Regions from separate parts of the Homo sapiens genome. Here region 2 is linked to region 1. A link is an interaction called in ENCODE POLR2A ChIA-PET data of the cell type or tissue named here. Cell type or tissue: OCI-LY7. All regions are shown on one strand. Each heading gives the region's core, and the rest is flanking DNA. Links, peaks and the distances in the headings are about the cores only.

The links. ChIA-PET counts read pairs that join two places held together with the same protein. Peaks named below come from ENCODE experiments on the same cell type or tissue, not always from the same donor. Only the 100,000 strongest peaks of a DNase experiment are listed, where the experiment ranks them.
Region 2: POLR2A ChIA-PET joins it to region 1 with 13 read pairs; 8 of 35 experiments call an interaction of 5 or more read pairs at or near these places.

Annotation. Positions count from the first base shown.
Region 1 is chr10:12,332,418-12,340,629 of GRCh38, reverse strand. No RefSeq gene overlaps it. Among named protein-coding and RNA genes, the nearest start is that of CAMK1D, 13 kb to the left of the region's middle. In OCI-LY7, for the core only: no CTCF peak of the experiment used is centred there; a DNase peak (open chromatin) is centred at 479; H3K4me3 peaks cover 628 bases; H3K27ac peaks cover 2,013 bases.
Region 2 is chr10:12,426,726-12,443,457 of GRCh38, reverse strand. All of the region lies in intron 1 of CAMK1D (calcium/calmodulin dependent protein kinase ID), which reads right to left. Among named protein-coding and RNA genes, the nearest start is that of CAMK1D, 86 kb to the right of the region's middle. In OCI-LY7, for the core only: no CTCF peak of the experiment used is centred there; no DNase peak of the experiment used is centred there.

The sequences.
Region 1 (8,212 bases), core at 213-8,212:
CATGTGCGCAGAAGGTCAAAAGCCAGAAATCTTTGGCAAACCCCAGCACTAATGACTCCCACAAATATGTCACCTAAAGCTCTGTGTTCAGGAAGTGGTGGTTTGTGTACCAGGGTTACAGTTCATTGAGCATGGAGGGGCAGCAGCCAATGGGGCTGGAGAAAACGGGAAGGGTCTGTTGGTGAAAGGCCTCGGGGGTCCTTCCTTTGGACCAAAATTTTTGTTAAGTGCTTCAGTGAGTGTGATAATCAGGGTTGAAAACATAGCAATACCCTGCCCTCCATTTCAGCAATGGCTCTGTCACCCATAGGAAACCTATTGGCTTGTAGTGGATTGCTTTTCTAATCCCAAATCTAAGATTTGGTGATTGGAACCAAACCTAGACTATGGCGAAGGATAGACCTGTCTTTGATTTTTATGTCTTTGCCTGTGCTTTTTCTTCTGTTTGTGCCCCCACAGGGCACAGCCTTAGCCACAGTAGAACTCTGCACACCTGTGAAGGAATTCAGCTCAATAGCTCAGGAGGAAATTGCAGAGTTGCTTCCCTTCCTACTTTGGATGTTAGTAATGGATTTCAATTCTTAGTCATTAAGAAATCTTCAAGTCCAAAGGATTTGCCAGAGATGGTGTAATCAGCCAAGATTCTGAAATGCAATCTACTATGGGGGCATTTCTCCTGGCATTAGTCTCAGGGATAGTCAGGGTCAGTTCCCAAATCTTGACTCCAGTTCGGTAGAGCCGTGCCCCTGGAATCGTATTACTGTTGAGTGGGCAGGTACACCATGCAGAAGGACTTTGCAGACAGCCTCACGCAGAAAACAGACCAACAAGTATTTGGCTTCCTCGTTCAGTCTGGTGAGAGCTGTTGGCTTGTTCAGGCTTTTGCCTTAGGGCTATGGCAAAACAACTAAGTGGGTGCAAAAGAGGGGTTTTCTGTTTTCTTGCTTTTTTTTTTTTTTTTTTTTTTTTTGAGACGGAGTCTCACTCTGTCGCCCAGGCCGGACTGCGGACTGCAGTGGCGCAATCTCGGCTCACTGCAAGCTCTGCTTCCCGGGTTCACGCCATTCTCCTGCCTCAGCCTCCCGAGTAGCTGGGACTACAGGCGCCCGCCACCGCGCCCGGCTAATTTTTTTTGTATTTTTAGTAGAGACGGGGTTTCACCTTGTTAGCCAGGATGGTCTCGATCTCCTGACCTCATGATCCACCCGCCTCGGCCTCCCAAAGTGCTGGGATTACAGGCGTGAGCCACCGCGCCCGGCCTTTTATTTTTTTTTTGAGCATGACTTAGGTGAAAGGCATCTTGCTATGTCCCACGATGCTATGGTGCACTGTATATAGAGTACAAACTAGAGGAAGGCATTGTGCAGAATAAAAGAACCAAGTCTCATCTGACATCTAACATACTCCCTGACTTCAGGCATTTTCCAGCCCTTCTTCAGATGGTGATAACATACAGAGAGGGATGAGATAGCATCTGCAAAGCACTTTGGACTTCTTAGAAGAAAGACAGCAGATAAACATAAGGTATTAATAGTATGCATTTTTTTTTTTTTTTTACTAGCTGTCACATCTGGCTCTTTGTTCTTTGCCTGGATTACAAAATGAATGGTTTCAAAGGAAAAAATATCCTAGTAAAAACACATCCACCCACAACACTTCCACTAGATGGGCACATTTTATATTAGATGTAAATAATCTTGGACTATCATAAGATTCTTGTTTCTGGCAGGGGTTTTCCAGCTGAAGAAAATCTATTAATTAGCAAGATGCTGCCAGTATGTTATTCCCTATGAATGCCTTGGAACTGTAGACATTAACTCTTCTAAACCCAAACTTTTGGACTTTAGCACCAGAAACACATAGCACTTTTCTTATTTAAACTATTGACCCAGCCGGGTGCAATGGCTCACACCTGTAATCACAGCACTTTGAGAGGCTGAGGTGGGTGGATCACCTGAGGTCAGGAGTTCGAGACCAGCCTGGCCAACATGGCAAAACCCCGTCTCTACTAAAAATACCAAATTAGCCGGGTGTGGTGGCGGGCACCTGTAGTCCCAGCTACTCAGGAGGTTGAGGCAGGAGAATTGCTTGAACCCGGGAGATGGAGGTTGCAGTGAGCCGAGATTGCGCCACTGCACTTCAGCCTGGGTGACAGAATGAGACCCTGTCTCAAAAAATAATAATAAAAAATAAATTATAGACCTATAAGTAAAGACCAATATTTTATAAAGGCGAATTACTTGTAGCTCTTTAATTTTTTTAAAAGATATTGCCACTACTGGGCCACTGTGGGTCTTTTACTTCTCCAAGTGTTTCTGAAAAAGGAGGAAGGGTAAAGGGAAAGTACCCATCCAAAATGTTACAGGGCAAAAGCTAAGTGCCTCTCAGCATTCCAGGTCCAGCTGCTTTTCCCCTGCTCACCAATTGAGGTTTCTGTGGAATTTATGCCGCAGATGGACATAAACCTTTCTGTGGGGTGCTTGGATGACAACTGCACTCGGAATGAGATGTAGGTACCCAACCTAATGCAATTGCTGGCCTTAAACTGACACATTTAAGAAAGATGTTTCAATTACCAGCCTGGACAAAAGCCTTTCTCCTAATTAAATTTACACAGTAACTAAGAAAAGAGAACAGTGAGGAGGAACTTAGCCCAGGGTGACTCTGTAGCCCCTCAGCCTTCCCCAACCATTCCCCCTAAAGAGGCCCCAGCTTCCAGATCTCAAGCATCCCCCAGTCCCCTGAAGGTTAACGATGCTGTTTCCTGCTGAACCAGCCAGAAACAACTAACACGCAAGTGGATTTATTTTTACCCCAGGCTTTGTCATCTATCATTACTGAAAAACTAAGAGGCAGATTTTGGCTGAACAGCCTGCGGAATATTCAAGATCTCCATGCAGAATTTGGCCCTCCGTCTGCCGCAATTCATCTTATTTAGAGTGGCCTTCTCCTCCCTGCCAATGTTCCTCATTAGCAAGGATATCTGCATTCACGACAACAAACTCTCTCTTTTGGTCTGGTCTGGAGTCTAAGGGATCCTGTGATGACATCACCATGCCACACCACTGACATCATAGCTTTCTTGGTGGAAGCAGTCATTGGTACCTCGGATGACATAGTCTATTTAACCAAAGACTGGGGAACAAATTTAAATATGTCTTGCAGATGTTCTCAGCACACAGACTTCACCAACAAAAGCTTATTTATTGAAGGGCATTCTCCCTGGATTTAAGTATATTTCACTTGCTGAGGGTATCTTTCGCTGGTCTGCAAGATGGAAATGATAGAGGCTGCTGATTTCATGCCTTCTGGAACCATGAGACCCAGCTGAGCACTGCATTGGTGACTCTCCATTACCTTCCATATTACATTCAAACTATTCATTCTAGGCCTCCAGACTTCACTGTTCATGGAATTGTGCATGCATCTCCTTTCTCATCCTTTTCCAGTCAAGCAAACTTGATTTGAGCCCTTCAAAGTCAATCCAGGCCAGACATGGTGGCTCATGCCTGTAATCCCAGCACTTTGGGAGGCCAAGGCTGGTGGATCACCTGAGGTCAGGAGTTCGAGACCAGTCTAAACAATAGGGTGAAACCCCATCTCTACTAAAAATACAAAAAAATTAGCCAGGCGTGGTGACATGTGCCTGTAATCCCAGCTACTTGGGAGGCTGAGACAGGAGAATTGCTTGAACAACAGGAGGCAGAAGTTGGCCGCAGTGAGCCAAGGTCACGCCACTGCACTCCAGCCTGGGCAACAGAGCAAGACTCCCTCTCAAAAAAAAAAAAAAAAAAATCAAAGTCAAAGGATTTACAAGCTGGTTCCTGTGTGGCCCACATGGTGCTGGATCCAGGCCCTGCCCCTCTGTCTCCTATTTCCATATTTAATTTAAAGCTCCCTCCTGTTCTCCATTGATTTTTTTTTTTTTTCCAAACACCAAACTACTACCCATCCTTTTCAAACCCAACAAATACTTCTTTCAGTATAGCTTGGGTTTTTTTCTTTCCAACTTTTAATTTAGGCTCAGGTGGTACATGCATAGGTTTGTCACATGGCTAAGTTGCATGTTGTAGGGGTTTGGTGTACAGATCATTTTGTCACCCAGGTAATCAGCATAACAACTGATAGGTAGTTTTTAAAATTATTGTTGTTGTTGTTTGAGACAGAGTCTCATTCTGGCACCCAGGCTGGAGTGCGGTGGCACAATCTCAGCTCACGGCAACCTCCACCTCCCAGGTTCAAGCGATTCTCCTGCCTCGGCCTCCCAAGTAGCTGGGATTACAGGCATGCACCACCACACCCAGCTAACTTTTTTTTTTTTTTTTTAGATGGAGTCTCGCCCTGTCACCCAGGCTGGAGTGCAGTGGTGCAATCTCACCTCACTGCAACCTCCGCCTCCCGGGTTCAAGCGATTCTCCTGCCTCAGCCTCCTGAGTAGCTGGGATTACAGGTGCCCGCCACCACACTGGGCTAATTTTTGTATTTTTAGTACAGACAGGGTTTTATCATATTGGTCAGACTGGTCTTGAACTCCTGACTTCGTGATCTGCCCACCTCAGCATCCCAAGGTGCTGGGATTACAAGCATGAGCCACCGCAACAAACCTAATTTTTGTATTTTTTTTTTAGTAGAGATAGAGTTTTACCATGTTGGCCAGGCTGGTCTCGAACTCCTGGCCTTAAATGATCCGCCCACCTTGGCCTCCCAAAGTGCTGGGATTATAGGTGTGAACCACCACGCTGGCATGATAGGTAGTTTTTTAATCTTCACCCTCTGCCTACCCTCCACCCTCCAGTGGGCCCTGCTCTCTGTTGTTCCCTTTTTATCCATCTGTACTCAATGTTTAGCTCCCACTTATGAGTGAGAACATACAGTATTTGGTTTTCTTTTTATTTTGAGATGGCATCTCGCTCTGTGGCCCATGCTAGAGTGCAGTGATGGCATCTCAGCTCACTGTAACCTCTGCTTCCCAGGTTCAAGCGATTCTCCTGCCTCAGCCTCCTGAGTAGCTGGGATTACAGGTGTGCACCACCATACCTGGCTAATTTTTATATTTTTAGTAGAGATGGGGTTTTGCTATGTTGGCCAGGGTGGTCTTGAACTGCTGACCTCAAGTGATCCACTCACCTTGGCCTCCCAAAATGCTGGGATTACAGGCGTGAGCCCCTGTGCCTGGCCAGCATTTGGTTTTCTGTTCCTGTGTTATTAACTTAGGATAATCACCTCCAGCTCCATTCATGTTGCTGCAAAGGACATGATTTTGTTCTTTTTATGGCTGCGTAGTATTCCATGGTGTGTATGTTCCAGATTTTCTTTATCCAATCCACCATCGATGGGCATCTGGTTGATTCCATGTCTTTGCTATTGTGAATAGTGCTGCGATGAACATATGAGTGCATATGTCTGTATGGTATAACAATCTATAGCAAGATAGCTTTTGACAGATGGGGAAATTGAGGCATCAGAACTTGCCCAAGATCACAAGGCTCATCAGAAAAGAGTGGAGCCTGCAATAAGTTTCCATCTGAAAGCAAAACCCGCTGTGCTGTCCTGCTCCAGAGAATGTCACTGAGAGGAGGACTGCAATGCTTCATTTTATGTGTCAACTTGATGGCACCACGGGGTAACGATGAAGTAGAAAACCCTCCCCATTGTGGGAGGGCATCGACCAATCCACTGAGGGCCTGAATAGAGCAAACAGTTGGAGGAAAGAGGAATTTGCTCCTTTTTCCCCTTCCTGGCTGATTGTTTGAGCTGGGACATCCAATTTCTCCTGCCCTGAGGTCAGGAGTTCGAGACCAGCCTGGCCAACGTGGTGAAACCCCGTCTCTACTAAAAATACAAAAACTAGCCAGGTGCGGTGGTACTTGCCTGCAGTCCCAGCTGCACAGGAGGCTGAGGCACGAGAATCACTTGAATCCGGGAGTTGGAGGTTGCAGTGAGCCGAGGTCACACCACTGCACTCCAGCCTAGGTAACAACAAAAAAAACCTTGGAAAAATGTCTAGGTCTGTATTTATCACTACTTGGTCCTGAGAGTGGCACTGAGGACAGAGATCACATCCAGAGGTTCTGTTCTGCTGCTACTAGCATGGGAAAGCCCAGTGTTCCTTGATACCAGTACAGATGTGAAGCCTTTTCCCTTCAGCTATCTGCCTTCTGCTGAGAAAGGAGAGAAGCCAGAAGCAGGTTTCCCCACCTGTCCCATGTGCACCGACCCCGCACACGCTCACCTATGACAATGTTACTCATGCCATTTCCCTAAGGCATTTAAGTCACCGGGCAATTAAAACCCAAGATGCTGGGTGTGTGGATCCAATCAGGGCAGCCTTCACAACGCCCAATTATTACCCGGAAATCCAGCATTGTTCTGGAATCCCTGAGGTTTCTTCAAGATGACACTTGCATTTCTAAGCACAGAACTCCAACTTCTTCTTCATTACCCTACCGGCCTATTTCCCAGGAAGTAAACAAGCACAATGTCATCATTCTATTCTATCCCGAACCTTCCTACAGCTCCCTGGCAGAAGGTTAGCGGGGGTTTTCTCTCTCTAGTTTGGCTGACTCAGATCTCTCCTCTCCCCCTGGTTGCCTTGAGGAGGCCGAGGTTCTAGGTTTTCTGGTTTCAAAATAAATTGGCAGAAATCTGAAATGATGCCAATACCGCCTTCCTGCCCGCAGGCAGCTGGGTCCCAGTGGGAGGTCTCTTAGCAACCAGGCTCAAATCAAATATTTGGGCGTCTGGACACATTCTGATTGGAATGAGATCATAAACAAAAACTTCTCTCTTTCCCTCAACCCAGTTACCAAGCCCCTGGGTTGCTGCCCTGCACCAGGGAAGTCCGTGACTCATGCGGAACCTTCAGTTACAGGCAGGCCCCACAATGAGACATCGCAGTCCCAGACGGCCAGGCCAGAGATCCACTTCTATTTCTGTCTTGATAGGTAGCCTTGCACAAGACATGCCAGCTTCAACTTTTTTGTGGCTGTGCCTACCTAAAACCCAAAGTTTTAATTTGATCCCAAAGTTTTAAAGGAGCTTCTGCACGCAGCTCCTTCCAGAAATCAAACTGTTCCCAGGTTCAAGGAGGCATGAGCTTCAGTTCAAGTCAGAAGCAAACCAGAAGAAACGAGGGTTTCTGAGTCCTCTCTTCCTCCATCTGCCATCTCGTCCTTCTCTCCACCTTCCCTGCAAGTGACAAATGACGCAGGGTTGAGAGAAGGGGCAGATGGATGCTAGCCAAGGGTAGTTTCACATCTTTTATTTTCCAACCTCTAATCCCAAGTTTTGTACACTCAGAAAAACAAAATACACCAATTTTGGCTTTGGTTGCTAATTTCAATTGGTATCCTTACACACAGGGGAGATTTTATCTCAGTTTTTTTTTTTTTTTTTTTTTTTTTTTTTTGAGATAAAGTCTCACTCTGTCCCTCAGGCTGGAGTGCAATGACGCGATCTTGGCTCACTGCAGACTCCGCCCAGCTAATTTTTGTATTTTTTTAGTACAGACGGGGTTTTGCCATGTTGGGTAGGCTAGTCTCGAACTCTTGAACTCAGGTGATCCACCCACCTCGGCCTCCCAAAGTGCTGGGATTACAGACATGAGCCACCATGCCCAGACATAAAACTCTATTGTATGGATATAAAAGCTGAGATAAAGTCTCCCCTGTATATAAGGATACCAATTGTCACCTTTAAAGATACCCTACCCCTTACCCTGGGGGACAAACATTGCCAGGTCCTAAATAAGCACTTAAAGAATTGAATTAGCACCCAAAACACCTGGAAAGTCATTTCTTCTTTCAGTGGTAATAAGCAAGTGGTAAATTAGGCACCACTGGTTTGCCTCCACCATGCTCTAATTTTGTGGCTTCAAGGGCGGCAGGTTGCGTAACTCCTCTCAGTCTCAGTTTCCATATCTGGAAAATGGAAATAATAGTAGTACAGACAGTCGTCTACTTACAATAATTTAACACATAATTTTTCTTTTTTTTTTTTTTGAGACAGAGTTTTGCTCTTGTCGCCCAGGCTGGAGTGCAGTGGCACGATCTTAGCTCACCGCAACCTCTGCCTCCTGGGTTCAAGCGATTCTCCTGCCTCAGCCTCCTGAGTAGCTGGGATTACAGATGCATGCCACCATGCCCAGCTAATTTCTGCATTTTTAGTAGAGACAGGGTTTCACCACCTTGGCCAGGCTGGTCCTGAACTCCTG
Region 2 (16,732 bases), core at 3,418-11,417, 100 kb before region 1:
CCTGTAACACGACTATACGAGCACAACACATGGTTCGTGCCTTCGTGAAGGTCATCACGACACTATATTGCAACTACAAGCTTCTATCCTTGTTTCTGTCCCCTCCTGTGTCACCGCAGAGATTCTCAGAATGGAGGCAACATAGGTTAGCCCTCTCTGTTTGACCATGGTACCTGGTGTAGAGTGAGCACCCATCATATCTGTTCCATGAATACTGAATACATTTTACAAATAGGCAAACCCCGAGAAGATCTGCCGCACATAAACGTCTTTCCTCCTCGAGTCAGTTTCACTACTGAGGCTTCACATCTTTGAATCTGTTTTCCAGAGTCCTTAGATACATGGATAAATATATTTCTGAGAGCTCAGTATTTTTGCTACTGCTGTGAGTTCATATGTAGATGGAATAAAGAAAATGGCTCAAAATTGATGGGAAACGTTAGAAAGCAAAGAAATAGTGAGAGAAGAGAAGTAGAAAAGTAAAAGAAATGAGAAGACAAGATAAAATGGGAAGAAAGCAAAGAAATTCCAGACTTTGGCCTGAAATTTGCCATCACACTGCTGTCTCTTGTCATGGTTAAATTTTGGACGTTTCCAAATATACTCACATCTAACATGCTTCTCCTTACAAATGAAACGGATGAAGTCGGTTTTCACTTTTCCTAAAATGCTCAACAATGGTTACAAGTTCCTTTCTGATCCTTTCCTTCTTAGGAAAGAAGAAAAAAACACTCGATATAAAACCTTTCAGAACCTAAACCATGATATCAGCAGGATGACTTTGGACTCAGGAAAAGTCTAGAAAGTCTTTCAAGCTGAGATGCATTTTTGAGGTTTGGGGTGACAAAAAAACTAAAAACAGTGTCTATGTATAGAAGGGCTTTGCAAGTCTATCTGAAATAAAACATTCACAGAATAAAATTCCATTTCCATATAACGTCTAAGAGAAATCAAAGTTTTTTTGTTTGCTTGTTTTTGAGACACAGCCTCTCTCTGTCACCCAGGCTGGAGTGCAGTGGCGCAATCTCAGCTCAGAGCAAGCTCTGCCTCCCGGGTTCACGCCATTCTCCTGCCTCAGCCTCCTGAGTAGGTGGGACTACAGGCACCTGCCACCACATCTGGCTAATTTTTTGTATTTTTAGTAGAGACGAGGTTTCACCATGTTAGCCAGGATGGTCTCCATCTCCTGAACTCGTGATCCGCCTGCCTTGACCTCCCAAAGTGCTGGGATTACAGGCATGAGCCACCGCGCCCGGCCTCAAAGTTTTAAGAAAAACAAGTTATTAAGAAAGACTACCTTCATAGGTCCTTGAGCCTAGAGTTAACATTTTACTGAGTTTTGGTCCATTTGAATTCTTTAATAAGACTTGAAGAATTATTACTGCTGCATTTTATACCATCAAAGAGATTGTCTTTTATAACTTGAAAAATACACATTTCCTTTTTTCCCCACATTATTGTGCAAGAAAATTTATTTTATACAACTTCCAATCCATTCTGTGTCCTAGAGATTTGACTGAAACTGACTATAATCAAGCGCTTCTCAGTTTATCTGGGGATTTTAGTTGTCATCTTTGAGTATGGAATAGAATATAAAAAGAAAAGGTAAGTTTAGCCTTGTGGGTGCGGGGAAGAGTTTGACTTTTTACTTTTTCTTTTGAGACAGAGTCTCATTCTGTTGCCCAGGCTGGAGTGCAGTGGCACAATCTCGGCTTCACTCCTGGGTTGAAGCGATTCTTGTTCCTTGGCCTCCCGAGTAGCTGGGATTACAGGCATGTGTCACCACACCCAGAAAATTTTTTTTTTAAGTAGAGGCAGGGTTTCACCGTGTTGGCCAGGCTGGTCTCGAACTCCTGGCCTCCAGTGATCCACCCGCCTCAGCCTCCCAAAGTGCTGGGATTACAGGTGTGAGGACTTTTTTTTTTTTTTAACAAAAGGAACACATTAAAAATTTATTTAAAGGCCAAGCACAGTGGCTCATACCTATAATCCCAGTACTTTGAAAGGCCAAAGTGGGTGGATCACTTGAACCCAGGAGTTCAAGACCAGCCTGGGCAAGATGGTGAAAACCCATCTCTAAAAAAAATACAAAAACTAGCCAGGCCTGTCGCATATGCCTGTAGTCCCAGCTACCTGCGAGGCTGAGGCAGAAGGATCACTTCAGCCCAGCAGATGGAGGCTGCAGTGAGCCGAGGTCGCACCACTGCACTCCAGCCCCGGTGACAGATTGTGAGACTCTGTCTCCGAAAGAAAACAAAAATTAATGTAAGTCATATGTGACATGAGAGCCTTCAGAAATGAAGTCCAAACAACCCAGGAAAAACTGTCTATTTTTATGGACAGTCATGCTGACGTATGATTGGAGGACGAAAGGGTATCATTTAATGGTAATAAACAAGGAGAAACTTAGCAAGGGCTGCTTTTTCAAATTCTTCCTGGCCTCTGGGAATAGGGCACAACCCCACTGGAATGAGGGTCTTATGACCGACTTTCAGGCAAGCCAGAGAATTCTTTTTGGCCCACTTTAGGGGAAAAGGGTTAGAGAAGGTTAGAGAGTGACCTCCCTGCTTCTGCAGTTTCCTCCATTTCCTTCAGCCTGAAATATTCAGTATGCCAAGATGCTGTATTTTCAGGTAGCATTTCCTGCATCCCATCATATATACAGATCATTTTTGATTATGAAGCCTACAGGACAGGAACCATGTTTTATCACCTGTGTGTTGCCCAAGGCCTGAGCACTGCACCTGGCATACACCGTATCTCATATACTTTATTGAGGTATAATTTATCCACAATAAACTGCATTCATTTAAAGTGTGCCACTGAGTTCAACTTCCGTCACACCAAATTAAACAAAAAAACAGGTATCTGGCTGGGCATGGTGGCTCACACCTGTAATCCCAGCACTTTGGGAGGCCGAGGTGGGCGGATCACCTGAGGTCAGGAGTTCAAGACCAGCCTGGCCAACATGGCGAAACCCCATCTCTACTAAAAGTACAAAAATTAGCCAGGTGTGGTGGCGTCCACCTGTAGTCCCAGCTACTCAGGAGGCTGAGGCAGAAGAATTGCCTCCTGCCTCCGGAAGGCGGAGGCTGTAGTGAGCCAAGATCATGCCACTGCATTCCAGCCTGGGTGACAGAAGGAGACTCCGTCTCAAAAAAAAAAAAAAAATCCAAAAAGACTAACGTATAGTTGGAATGGCAGGAAAAAGACCTACTGTTTCATAATTACAACATAATGCAAGTAAGACTTTTATGAAGAGTTTCAAGGAAATGAATCCCAGGCCAAACCCACATCTGCCTTTCTCTGACTTAGACAATCTGCTGCTAGAAAGTAAGACAAGTGATATGGTTTGGCTGTGTCCCCACCCAAATCTCACCTTGAATTACAGTTCCCATAATTCCCACATGTTATGGGAGGGACCCAGTGGGAGTTCACTGAATCACGGGGTGGTTTCCCCCATACTGTTCTCGTGGTAGTGAGTAGGTCTCTCACGAGATCTGATGGTTTGATAAGGGGTTTCTGTTTTCACCTGGTTCTCATTCTCTCTCTTGCCTGCCGCCATGTAAGATGTGCCTTTTGCCTTCCACCATGATTGTGAGGCCTCCCCAGCCACATGGAACTGTGAGTCCATTAAACCTCTTTTTCTCTATAAATTACCCAGTCTCGGGTATGTCTTCATCAGCAGCGTGAAAACGGACTAATATGAAAACTCTAGGCCACTAAGGTCTTTCCCATTTTATTTAGAAAAACAAAATCTCCTCAGATTCGTCTTATATCAAAGACAGCAGAACAAACAAGTAAGTCCTCGATCCCTCTCTCAGGATTCCCGGGACAGTGAATTCAACTGCAAAGCACTCAGCAGTGTGGCTCTACAACCGGGACCCTTCACCGATGTGCACATTGACAACACTACCTACAGCAGGGAGGAGGACTGGTGAGAGCAAATCCCACAGCTGTTATCACAGCCAAGCCCTAAAACGCAGGCAAACAATAACATGCATATCCTTTCAGTCATGCCCATTTAACAGCAATAATGCTCCCTGAAAAAAATAAAGGGACATATACACGAGCACAGAGTAATTTTGAAAAACACGTGGCTCTCCCTGTCTGGCCTCCAGTCAATAAATGCCCCCACAGATGGGAGTTTTCGATAAATATTAAACCATAACAAACAACTGCTCAGGGCTCTGAGACGTATGCAGCCTTTTCAGCCACAGAAAGCACCTGTCAAGAATGACTTCGAATATGAGTTATGAAAAAGAAAAATAATGTTAGTCTGTGGTACACAAGGCAAAGTCCTCAGACAGCCTGCGCAATGGAACTTGGGATAATAGGCCCTGGTAGACACAGACGATAGTGCCTGATGTCTGTCCTACCCTGGCGACAGTCTCCCACACGTGACGGGCAAATGACTCTATTTTAATAAACAGGAGAGGAAGAGACAGGAAAGAGCCTGCACCAGAAAGCTGAGGTTTGGGGAAAATTCCATAGAAAGCAAAAAAATCAATTAGAAATATTAAGTCTTTCTTAAAAAATTAAAGTAACACGGTGCTGTCCAAGGATGCAGTTTGTATTTAACGTCCAAAGGCAGGTTTGCTGTTATTGTTATTTCACTAAAATCAAGACCATTAACTCTGTGGTAGAATGGAGCAAGGCAGGGAAGAAAAGCAAAGGTTTCCTCTAAGGAGAAATAATTTATTGCATCTCTACTGCAATGCCTCAACCTTCAAAAGTCATGGTGAGAATTCTAAGTCTCAAGTCATTCCTAGTGCAACAGCAAAAATGTGCAGCCACCACTCCTGGGTAAGAGGTCAGCAGTCGTTGCAAACTTCATTAAAATCTTTCATTCCCAAACCAGTGAAACAACATGTAAAAATGGCCCCAGTAAAGACAAGAATGTGACCTCAAAAAAATTTTTTTAAAGAAAGATATGTCCAGGAATTTCAACTGATGGAACACCCAGTGCTTCAAAAACAGGGTTTTCTTAGAATCTTCTTAAGAAAGAAACTGAATGAATGTCATGGGGGATTATACCTTTTTCATCTTCCCAATTCAGCAGGGACAATAGCCACATGTATAATTCCATCACGACAGGGGAAGCAAAGTCTCAGAGATGGAAAAAAGACACCAAGGGCAGCTTAACATGTGGTCCTTCTCCAAGGAAGTCAGCCATGCAGCAGCCAAAAACAAAAGGAAAAGGTCCCAAGCTCAAGGCGAAGGACCCACGACTTCAGACACCTGAATTGCACTTTGCCAAGCATGGTCCATCATGAGGTGTGCAGAAAAGAGCACGTGCTTCAAAAGGCCCCTCACAAGGTTGGCCCTTGGCTGGCACCTGAGAACCTGGATTCCAGGAGGGTTCCCACCATCCTAACTAAAGAGCAATTCACTGCACCTAAACAGTTTATGCAAGCAAAGTGGTTTTTGCTGAACATCTGCTTTCCTTCTGAGATTCTGGAATTTGGGTCTGTGCTAGGCAGCAGGTGCCTATGTGACCAGCTCTCAGTAAGAACCCTAACAAGAAGCTGATGTGAATATATACTGCAGGATTCCAAGTACATGACACTCTAGAAAAGGCAAAATACAGAGGCAGGAAAATAGTCAGTGATTGCCAGGGGTTGGAGACAGGGAGGGGAAAATATGCAGAAGAGGGAGAATTTTTAGGACAGTGAAACTACTCTGTATGATACGATCATGGTGGATCCATGTCATTAGCTATTTGTCCAAATCCATAGAATATGCAACACCAAGAGTGAGCCCTAATGTAAACTATGGACTCAGGGTGATGGTGACGTGTCATTGTGGGTTCATCAGCTGTAACAAAATGCCCCGCTCTGCTGGGGGATGTTGATAGTAGGAGAGCCTGTGCATGTGTGTAGGGCAGCGAGTATATAGGAAATCTCCGTATCTTCCATTTGGTTTTGCTATGAACCTAAAAATGCTTTAAAAACTAAAGTCTGGGCTGGGCGCGGTAGCTCACGCCTGTAATCCCAGCACTTTGGGAGGTCAAGGCGGGTGGATCACCTAAGGATGAGAGTTTGAGACCAGCCTGGTCAACATGGTGAAACCCCGTCTCCACTAAGAAAATACAAAAAATTAGCCAGGCGTGGTAGCAGACGCCGGTAATCCCAGCTACTTGGGAAACTGAGGTAGGAAAATCTCTTGAACCCAGGAGGCGGAGGTTGCAGTAAGCCGAGATCGTGCCACTGCACTCCAGCCTGGGTGACAAAGCGAGACTCTAGATAGATTACATAGACAGACAGACAGACAGACAGACAGATGGACAGATAGATGATAGATAGACAGATAGATAGATAGTCGGTCTGTTTAAGAAAAAAAAATCTGGCTGCTGAGTCTAGCAAGCTTCCCTAGTAGATGCCATTTCACACGTCACCACCACTCCTTGCTGATTGAACTAAGCTTGCCCTGTGTGCCCACCCCCCAGGAAGAGGACACTGGGAAATTTGTGCCCACCTGATCTGCGCCCTGCCCCTGGTGCCTCTCCCCTGTGCTGATTTTGCTCGAAGTCCTTTCGCTGTGATAAATCTTAGCCATGACTATGACCATAGGCTGAGAACTGTGAGTCCGTGGAGCGAATCATCAAACCTGGGGGTGGTCTTGGGGACCAACGCATGGGCACTTAATACGTGTATTGTGACTGATCACCTAAGCTCTAAAAATACCATAGATCCTGTCACACTGAGATCACCCGTTGGTCTCAGGGATCCTGTATCAAGTCCTCATGCCAGCATGCCCACACAGATGCCCCCATGGGGCTTTGCTGCCGAGACAGCTTCCTCCATGAGGGCTGAGATGGGCTAACTACAGCATCCGAGCTTATGAGATTAGAATGTCAGGCTTCCCACCAGGTAGGGGAACCTCTGCCCCCAAAGACTTTACCATCACCTCCTCGCCACCAGTGAACATAAACCCCACAGAAGTCAAAAGTTGTCCTTTCTTTCAAAAAACAAAGTCAGCAAGCCTCAATAAAATCCAGAATAATGCCTCCGACCAGCTTCCTAGATTTCCTTCGACGGTCACTGCTCTTCATTCTCCTTGGACAAGCCTTCATCCAGCGAGGCTGAGGGATGTCCCTGAGAGGGGGCATGTGGCTTCCAGTGAATGTGAAGAGGAGGCACTCCACAAACCCTTAGGTCCACAGCAGACTCTAGACTCTATCGACAGGATGCCCAGGCTGGCCCAGGGAACTAGAACCCACCCCTGGGCACACATGTGAAGCCTGTACGTGGAAGAGGAAGACCAAGGAACCAGAGTGGCTTTCAGGCCAAGGACAGGCTTGAGTCACAGATGAAGCCGGGGCCCGGAAAGCCATTGGCACTCAGTCTCCCACCCCTAGAAGCAAGCCTTCCTTCCCGAGCTGTGTGGCACAAAGGTACAGTCCTCTCAGGCTGTTCACCTGCATGCAATCACAGCTCAGAGCTGGACAGCCTAAGACTCATTCCCGACTGTCCCCACCACCCCATTCTGCTCATCTACAGACAAGGGTGGAGCCTCAGCAAGCTCTAGCATCTGATCCCTTCTTAACCTACTCTGTAAAGGAACATGCAAGGAAGGACCCACTCATGCATTTAGCACTGACTTATGGTGCCCAGGAGGCAGCACGAATACAAGACAATGAGAAGGGTTTGGACCAGCATTCAAAGAGCTCACCGCTGAGTTCTAAAACTGCATTCCCTGTCACCTCTGAAAATACCTCCAGCCACAGGCGACCTACATCCCTCATCTGTTAAAATGCAAACAAAAGAGGTCTTGTTGGAATCCTGCCAGGTATTAAAGGGTAGGAGAGTGGAAAGCAGTGGAAAAGCCTGGAGATGACCACTAAGCCATCCTCCAACCTGCTGGGCACAGAGCACGTCTCACCTTCTGACTCAGAGCTGCCAACAGACAGGCTGCTTGGGAGTGGAGGGGACGAGCAGGTCACAGGATGCCCGCCGGTATTACCTTGAGGTAACAGGAACTCCAGCCTGTTGCACAAAGGTGAGCATCTACAGGAGGCCCTTCCAAAACAAGCAGGGAAGTGCAATTGATGGAAATGAGGTGCTGAGCAGGTGAGGTAAGAAAACCACGGAAGCAGCAGAGAACCTGGAGTTAGGCTTGGAATATGGAAACCTAGGGCGGATCCATCAGTGTCAGTGGGGCTTCTTGTTCAGGGACTGCAATTGGCCTCCTGCTCCCCATCACCTTTTCTTTTTTTTTTTTTTTTTTTTTTTTTGAGACAGAGTTTCACTCCTCGCCCATGCCGGAGTGCAGTGGCACAATCTCAGCTCACTGTAACCTCTGCCTCCCAAGTTCAAGCCATTCTCCTGCCTCAGCCTCCGGAGTAGCTGGGATTACAGGCACCCACACCACCACCACACCTAGCTAATTTTTGTATTTTTAGTAGGGACAGTGTTTCACCATGTTGGCCAGGATGGTCTCGAACTCCTGACCTCAGGTGATCCACCCGCCTCAGCCTCCCAAAGTGCTGGGATTACCAGTGTGAGCCACTGCGCCCAGCCTTCCCTCCCCTCCTGATTCCTCCTGGGCTGCTTTCTCAAAGATAACTCTCCTGCAGGGAGGTCAGGGTCATGCCCAAGGGCCAGCCTTTTCTAGACGGATGATTCCCACATCCTTCAAGTCTCAGAACACCCAGCACAGACTGAAGGCGATCAAGGTGACCGGGCTACCACTCAGCATTGGGAAGCATTACCCGGTGAACATCAAATGTGTATTTACACACCGTTCAGAGTATTATTTAACAGATTTGAAAACAGCACAAGGACGTTTTTCACTTTGCAATTAGGGAAAGAGATTTGCTAATTTAGGTCCTTAAATCCTTGGAATCTTTAAGCAGTCACTTGCTGGATGTCATTATCCCTAAAGCCACCAGCTAATTCTAGGCCAGTAATGAGAGAGCTCACAGCTTGCACAAACAACGGCTGGGCTCTATGAGCCTGGAGCCAAGCCAATCTCACAATTCTGCCTAGATCCAGCCCCGTTCCTGGTCACTAGGGTAGTGGGCATCTCATGGGCATCCATGATCAAGGCTCAGCGCCAGACCCCTTGTACACAGAATCAGGAAATCTCAAGCGCTGAAGGGCACTCGTTTACAGAGGAGATTTGGAAAGGCCAAATGGCTTACCTGGGGTCACAAGTCAGGGGTGTGTCTGACTCCAAACCCCAAACACTCTATGCTATCATCCTGTACCCAGTCACAATTAGAAATATAACAACAGACTTATTTTTTTAATTTGGAAGAGAAAAATCTTAGGACTAGTTACTCAAGGTAAGAAAGCAATAGAAAAGGAAGAGAGCTCTTAGCCAGGTATGAGGGATTGCTCCTGCAGTCCCAGCAACTCAGGAGACTGAGGCAGGAGGATCACTTGAGCCCAGGAGTTCAAGGCTGCAGTGAGGTATGATCACACCACCGCATTCCAGCCTGGGTAATAGAGCAAGACCCTTTCCCCACAATAATCATAATAAAATTCACAAGGGCCAGTACCACTTCAGAGGAGGGACTTGTAGATGCAACTAAATCCAGACAGAAGGATGCACTGGGGGACCTGAAATCCCCACCCAACGACAGGAAGTCTGTGTATGTTAGGACTCTTAACATAACCCTTTACAAAGTGAGGGTTTGGCAAACTGCAGCCCCTAGAAGATGCAGAGCTGAGTGATGCCCAGGGGCAGGGGCCCAAGCACGTGGCTATCTGGCAGGTTCCTCAATGTTACTGCAAAAATGCTCTGAATCCACGAGTTTGTTTTTTCTTTTCTATGGTTTTCCATTCAGCAAATATAAACCGCATGCCAGCTTTCTGGACGCAAGGCATTGACTGGGGAGATGCCAATCACAGGCTCCAGACCCCTTACATGAGGCAAATCCTGAGAAACCACTCCAAAACTCGATGCATTCTGACCACCAGATTCCGCTTTCCTCGACCCAGTTTTATGCTTCTTTTGTTGACTAAATAACCAAGCAAAATTAAGGGAGAAGACTCTAAGGAAGCCTAGACTGTTTGTTTTGAATAAACAAATATTAAAAAAAAAAATCAAACCCTTCCACCTGAGAAAAAAATTACGCTGTACCTGGAGCAGGAAATGAGAGCAGAGGGAAAGATATCAGGCATTGGTAATTAAGTCCTGGGGTCTGCAGGAGGGAGGGCAGCTGGTAGGATGAGAATGATCAGCAAAGCTCCACAAACGTGGTAGGCAAAAAAGCAGCTGGACTGGGAAAGGTTTTCAGCAGGGAGATGGGGGATCTCCAAGCTCCTCTAATCTCTAAAAGGAGAACAGCATAAAGAGAGCAATTCTGAGGCTGTGAGAGGAAACCTGACCGAGCACCTGGTGTGTGCTTTATGGGTCTTTCCCTGGATCTTATGTAATTCACGCCCCACCTGCTCCCATGCCCGGAACACATCTGGGCACAGTCTGTGGTTCTTTTCCATGATCCGTGTGAGCTGGCTCAGGGACAGTGAAATCCCTGCATAGCACTGGCATTTACTCTAATCCCGGGGACCTTGTACATGACTCTCCCAAAGGGTCATCCTGTGCTGTGCAGCAGCTCCCATTGCCGAGACGGCACCATCTTGGGAGCAGGTGGGTGGAATCTGGCCTTCGAGAGTGTCCAGCACAGACCAGCCCAATGAGGGCAGAACACCAGTGACAAGGACACGGTAAGGGTGGACAATGGGGAATCTTCAGGGTGCAAGCAAGGCAAGCGCTGGCACCCTGACACCATTCATTCGTTCACTCATTCATTCATTATTCAACTCACCCATTCATTTATTCAACTCACTCATTTGTTCATTTGCCCATTCATTCACACATTAACTCATCTATTCACTCATTCATTCATTTATTCAACTCATTCATTTGTTCATTTGCCCATTCATTCACACATTAACTCATCCATTCACTCATTCATTTGTTCACTTGCCCATTCATTCACACATTAACTCATCCATTCGCTCATTCATTGATTTATTTATTAATTCATTCATTTATTCGTGTACTCACTCATTCATTTGTTTATTCATTCCCACTTTGGTGGGAAAGCAAAAGTCTTCAAACCAGGCCCCAGCTGGATCTGCCAGAAACACACACACAAAGACAACAGACAAATAAACCTTGGACTAAGTTTCCTGCAAACGAAGGTAAGGGTGATAGGAGAAAACTTGAGAATCACAGCCTCATGGGGCTGAGGAAAAACTCTTTGGGGCTGTCTCCCCACCACCACGGGCAAGTTTCAATCCACCTCTGTGGGTCATATGATTCCCACTCTCCCTATCACCATCTCCAAAGGCAAATTAGAGCTCCCAGGCTCTCAGAGAAACGCGGCCCAGTGTCTCCAGACAGCCCTTGGAATCTGGAAATCACTGCTCCTCTGATGTATCCAAAACCCCTCTTCCAAAGGTAGAATACCTGAGCCAAAGACTGGCCACAGTGACCTCTGCTCAAGGAGACATGGTCGGCCTTCTTGATTGCCTCTCCCCAGGGATGACAGGTCTCTCCAGACCCTGCCGCATGGCCAAAAGGGAAACACAGCTGGAGGAACTGTGACGCCAGGAGAAGAGTCAGGAATCATCAGAGGTTGCCAAGAACATCCTCAAATCCTCTGCGGATGTGAGAAGGTTGTAAATCTTAAAATGTAATATAGAAAAGCTGGATAATAGCTGTCACTTCTAGTTTTCCCAGTAATCCCTTCAGGGAAGTAGAAAAGAAGAGGAGAAAAGTCAGACCGGGTCATGCGGGTGAGATCAGAGGCTTTATTAAAGCAGGGAACGGACGCCCCCAGCTCTGGCCCTGGAGTAACAGAGCACGCTCCTCCCACCCTGGGTTCCTCAGGTGCTCCACGATAGGCAGGCGCTCTGAAGGATCTCCCTGGATTCCCCTGAGGATTAGTGCATCTTTTGAATGAGTTATTCCTCGGGAAAGTGAGGGGATTGCATCTACCTCTCGGGAGTGCACATAACTGACTCTCTTGGAGTCTGAGAATCGGCCTCTCTCCCCGACCCACCCAGTCTCTCTCCTCAGACACTGAGTGATCACAGCCTCCAGCTCACCCAGACCCACCTGTGCACCCGGCTCCTTTCTAAGCCATGAGCTGATCTCCGTTTCCACCTGTGCCCTCAATAACCAGGGATTACAGTGCAGCTGCAAAAAACAGCCCCAGGCTTCCAAGGGGCAGCAGTGGAGGTGAGATGTGTGTTTGATAACTTCCCGACAAAACTGCCTTTCACATTTTGGTTTATTGTTTTAATTTTTCTTCCTTTCTCTACTACAAGAATAAGGCAGTAAGAACAAGGTGGAGAAAGCATAATTTTTTAAAAAATAAGAAAATGAGGCTCATCTCCTAATTTATTATAAAAAATAAAAACAATAGCATTTAAAAATAATCACATGTATCAGCTGGGCATATGGTTCACGCCTATAACCCCAGCACTTTGGGAGGCCAAAGCGGGCGGATCACTTGAGGTCAGGAGTTTGAAACCAGCCTGGCCAGCATGGCGAAATCCCGTCTCTACTAAAAATACAAAAATTAGCCTGGCGTGGTGGTGCACACCTGTAATCCAGCTACTTAAGAGGGTGAAGCAGGAGAATCGGTTAAACACAGGAGGCAGAGGTTGCAGTGAGCTGAGATTGCACCACTGCACTCCAGCCGGGGCCACACAGCAAGACCCCATCTTAAAAAATCATCATCATCATCATCATCATCATCACATGTATGCACCAAAGCTCCAAGCCTGAAAAGCCCCAGAGAGCTGCAATGGAGACATATCCAATACTCGGCACGTGGATTCTATCTCCAGCTCTGCCCTAAGGAAGCGTGTGGTCGTTCACAGCCTGGGCAGCTGTCTGGTCTCAGTGTGTTTGCAAAATCAGCAATGTACTGCCTCGTTCTCAGACTCTGGTGTGTGACCCACAGACAGGACAAGGAAAAAGTCGTGTAATTAATTCAAATGACTTGGGATAAAAACTAATCTGATTTAGTGAAAGCTCTAGATGTTCTGAAGCACACTGATCCCCTTCAAGTTCATCAGATATAAAAACTCACAGCTACAGGAGGCCAAAGGACCCACAGACCTGTTCCGTGCAAGCCCACCTACCAGCAGGGCTGGTCAGTGCCTTGTGGGGCTGTGCTCTCCGGGAGAGCGGATCGTGTTCATTTGGGAATTATTGACCACAGCGCTTTGCTGAGCAATCCGTCTTTTCACGGAGCATGCAAAGGTCAACAGGGGCTTGGTCCCATCCAAATGCTCACAAATCCCAAACGAGCAGGATTGGAACAGGGGTTTTCTAGGATTATACCAGCTACTGACTTCCATCCAAGAGAGAACAGCAAGGCAGTGGGGGATGTAAGTGTTTTTGTCATTATGTATGACAAAGAACATGAAGCAGAGGAAATCAGAAGGCTGGAAAACAGTGAGAGAAGCAAGCAAGCAGGAGAGAATGTGGGAGACAAAGTGAGAGTGACTCCCCGGGGTGGGGAGGGGCAGTGCTGGGGCAGTGTTGTTCTAAGAACTGCAGTTACCCAGCCCATGTGTCCAAAGGATGCTAACCAAGTACATTAATGCAAACATTCACGCATCCTCGGTGGAGGGATTCACCAGAGGTGAAACCTTGCGTGGAGTGCAGCTGCACACAGCAACTTCCCTGGGCCCATCTCCCACAGGCACCCGGTGGTCTCAGTCACACCCACCTCGAACCTGAACTTAGTGCCAATGTTTGTCAGCCCATGTGCTAAGGGCTGGGCACAGTGAGGTGGATGACTGAAGAGGTCGTGCAGGGTCACAGGATGTTATAAGAGAGAATGGGGGCCAGGCATGGTGGCTCACGCCTGTAATCCCAGCACTTTGGGAGGCTGAGGTGAGTGGATCACCTGAGGTCAGGAGTTCGAGACCAGCCTGGCCAATATGGTAAAACCCCATCTCTACTAAAAATACAAAAATTAGCCAGGCACGATAGCGCGCACCTATAATCCCAGCTACTCAGGAGGCTGAGGCAGGAGAATTGCTTGAGCCTTGGAGGCAGAGGTTGCAATGAGCCGAGATCACACCACTGCACTCCAGCCTGGGTGACAAAGCGAGACTCTGTCTCAGGAAGAAAAAAAGAGAGAGAGAATGGGGAAGGGGAAGAGAGCATGGGACATTTGGTGGTCAGGGGAGACTGCCTGGAGGAGGTGGCATTCACACTGCAGGCTGGAGAATGAGAAAGAAGAGTGGGGGAGAAGGGGTCAGCAAAGAGGAAAGCACGTGTGTGAGGCCCTGAGACCAGAGAGGGCTTGGGGGCTGGGGAACTCAAGGCAAGCCAGAGTGGCAGGGGTGGGCGATGAGGGAGGCACAATGTGGGAGATGGCAGTGGGTGGGCAGAGGCCACACCATACCCCCATTCCTGGCCAAAGTGAGTGTCATCCTGCATTCGGGCTGCTACAGCAAAGTACCATAAACCTGGTGGCTCATAAACCACACATTGACTTCCCACGGTTGGAGGCTGGAGGTCCAAGATCACGGTGCTAGCAGGGTTGGGTTCTGGTGAGCGCCCTCTTCTGGGTATGGACAGCCACCTTCTTGCTGTATCCTGACACAGTGGCGAGGCAGCTCTATGGGGTCTCTTTGATAAGGACATTAATCTCATTCAGGAGGGCTCCCCCTTTATGACCTAATCACCTCCCAAAGGCCCCACTTCCTAACACCGTCGCATTGGGAGTGAGAATTTCAACAGAGAAATTTCGTGGGGACACAAGCTTTCGGCTCCTAACAGTAAGGAAGCTGGGTTGTGTTCTAAGGGCAGTGGGAGCCAGCAGAAGCCTGACATGGGACAGTGCCCAGATCCCGCTGGCCTCTTCCCGGGGCTGCCCTGGCTCAGTGGGGAGGCGAAGTTGAAGAGGAACGGGATGAAAGGCAGAACCCCACGGGAAAGCTATCAGATCCACCCAGAAAAGAGAAGGTGGTGTCTCAGACCAAGGTGGTATTAGCAGAGAGAGAGAGAAACGGGCACCTTGAGGAATACCATGAGATAGAATGTCGAACGTGGAGAAAGAAAAGAAATTTTGGTGAGAAAGAATAGACAGTCTTTAACAAGCTATCTATATTCAAGGGCCTAAAAGCTCCCCACCTAATTCACAAAAAGCCCAGGTAAGAGGGCTCAGAAAAGCCAGCAGGGATTCTAGGCAGGATGGACACAACCCAACTCTTTCCTGTAAGAAAGGGTAAGTTCAAATGAGAACACATGGACACAGGGAGGGGAACATCACACACCTGGGCCTGTCAGGGGATGGCGGGATAGGGGAGGGATAGCATTAGGAGATATACCTAATGCAGATGACGGGTTGATTGATGGGTGCAGCAAACCACCATGGCATGTGAATACCTATGTAACAAACCTGCACATTCTGCACATGTATCCCAGAACTTAAAGTATAATAATTAATTAATTTAAAAATAAAGAGCGGCTGGGCACAGTGGCTCATACCTGTAATCCCAGCACTTTGGCAGGCCAAGGTGGGAGGATCACAAGGTCAGGAGATCGAGACCATCCTGGCTAACATGGTGAAACCCCGTCTCTACTAAAAATGGAAAAATCAGCCAGGCATGGTGGCATGCACCTGTAATCCCCGCTACTCAGGAGGCTGAGGCAGGAGAATCGCTTGAACCCGGGAGGAAAAGGTTGCGGTGAGCCAAGGTCATGCCACTGCACTCCAGCCTGGGCAAAAGAGCAAGACTCCGTCTCAAAAAAAAAAAAAAAAAAAAAAAAACAGTAAGTTCAGTGAAGCCAGGAAAGTATCTCCAGCCCCATGAAATTCCTCCAGAAATAAATGCTTGAAACCAAATGAAGGAGAACCAAGTTCCAAGTTCCAAGATGGCCAGTGGAAGGCCAGGCTGGGGCGCTGGTTATTCTCTGCCCTCCCAGACCTGTCCCCCACCTTCTCCCTGTCCGGGGAGGCCAAGACTGGCAGACGGTGTCACCCAGGCCACTTGTCCTCCAGCTTGGGGGCCGGCTGATGGGAGACACTGTCAGGAGAGCAGAGGGCAAAAGGAGAGAGATCGGCGGATTCTTCCCCAGCCTCTCCATGCTTTGGGACTCTGCTGTCCCCGCACCCCACTTCCCTCTGGGCAGCCACCTGCCATGGCTCCAGGACTCTCCGAGGTCCTCCCCTGGCCCCTTTTGCCTAGGGGTGAACTGGTCTTTGGGTCCCTAACCCTACCCACCCTCTGGAATCAGTCCCTCCATCAAAGTATCTTCATCTTCACCATCTAAAATTTGTTCCCTTTCCTGCCGGGGCTCCATCTGAAATGCCAGTGATGCCCAGTTGTCCTGAGAAACATCTACAGCATGCCAGGACTTTGGGAGGCCAAGGCAGGAGGATCGCTTGAGCCCAGGAGTTCGAGACCAGTCTGGGCAATATAGGGAGACCTCATTTCTTTAAAAACAGAAAATTAAGGCTGGGCACAGTGGCTCAGGCCTGTAATCCCAGCACTCTGGGAGGCCGAGGCAGGCGGATCACTTGAAGTCAGGAGATCAAGACCAACCTGGCCAACATGGTGACAGCCTGTCTCTACTAAAATTACAAAAATTAGCTGGGCGTGGTGGCATGCACCTGTGGTCCCAGCTACTCAAGAGGCAGAGGCTAGAAAATTGCTTGAACCCCGGAGGTGGAGGTTGCAGTGAGCCAAGATAGCGCCATTGCACTCCAGCCTGAGTGACAGAGCACGACTCTGTCTCAACAACA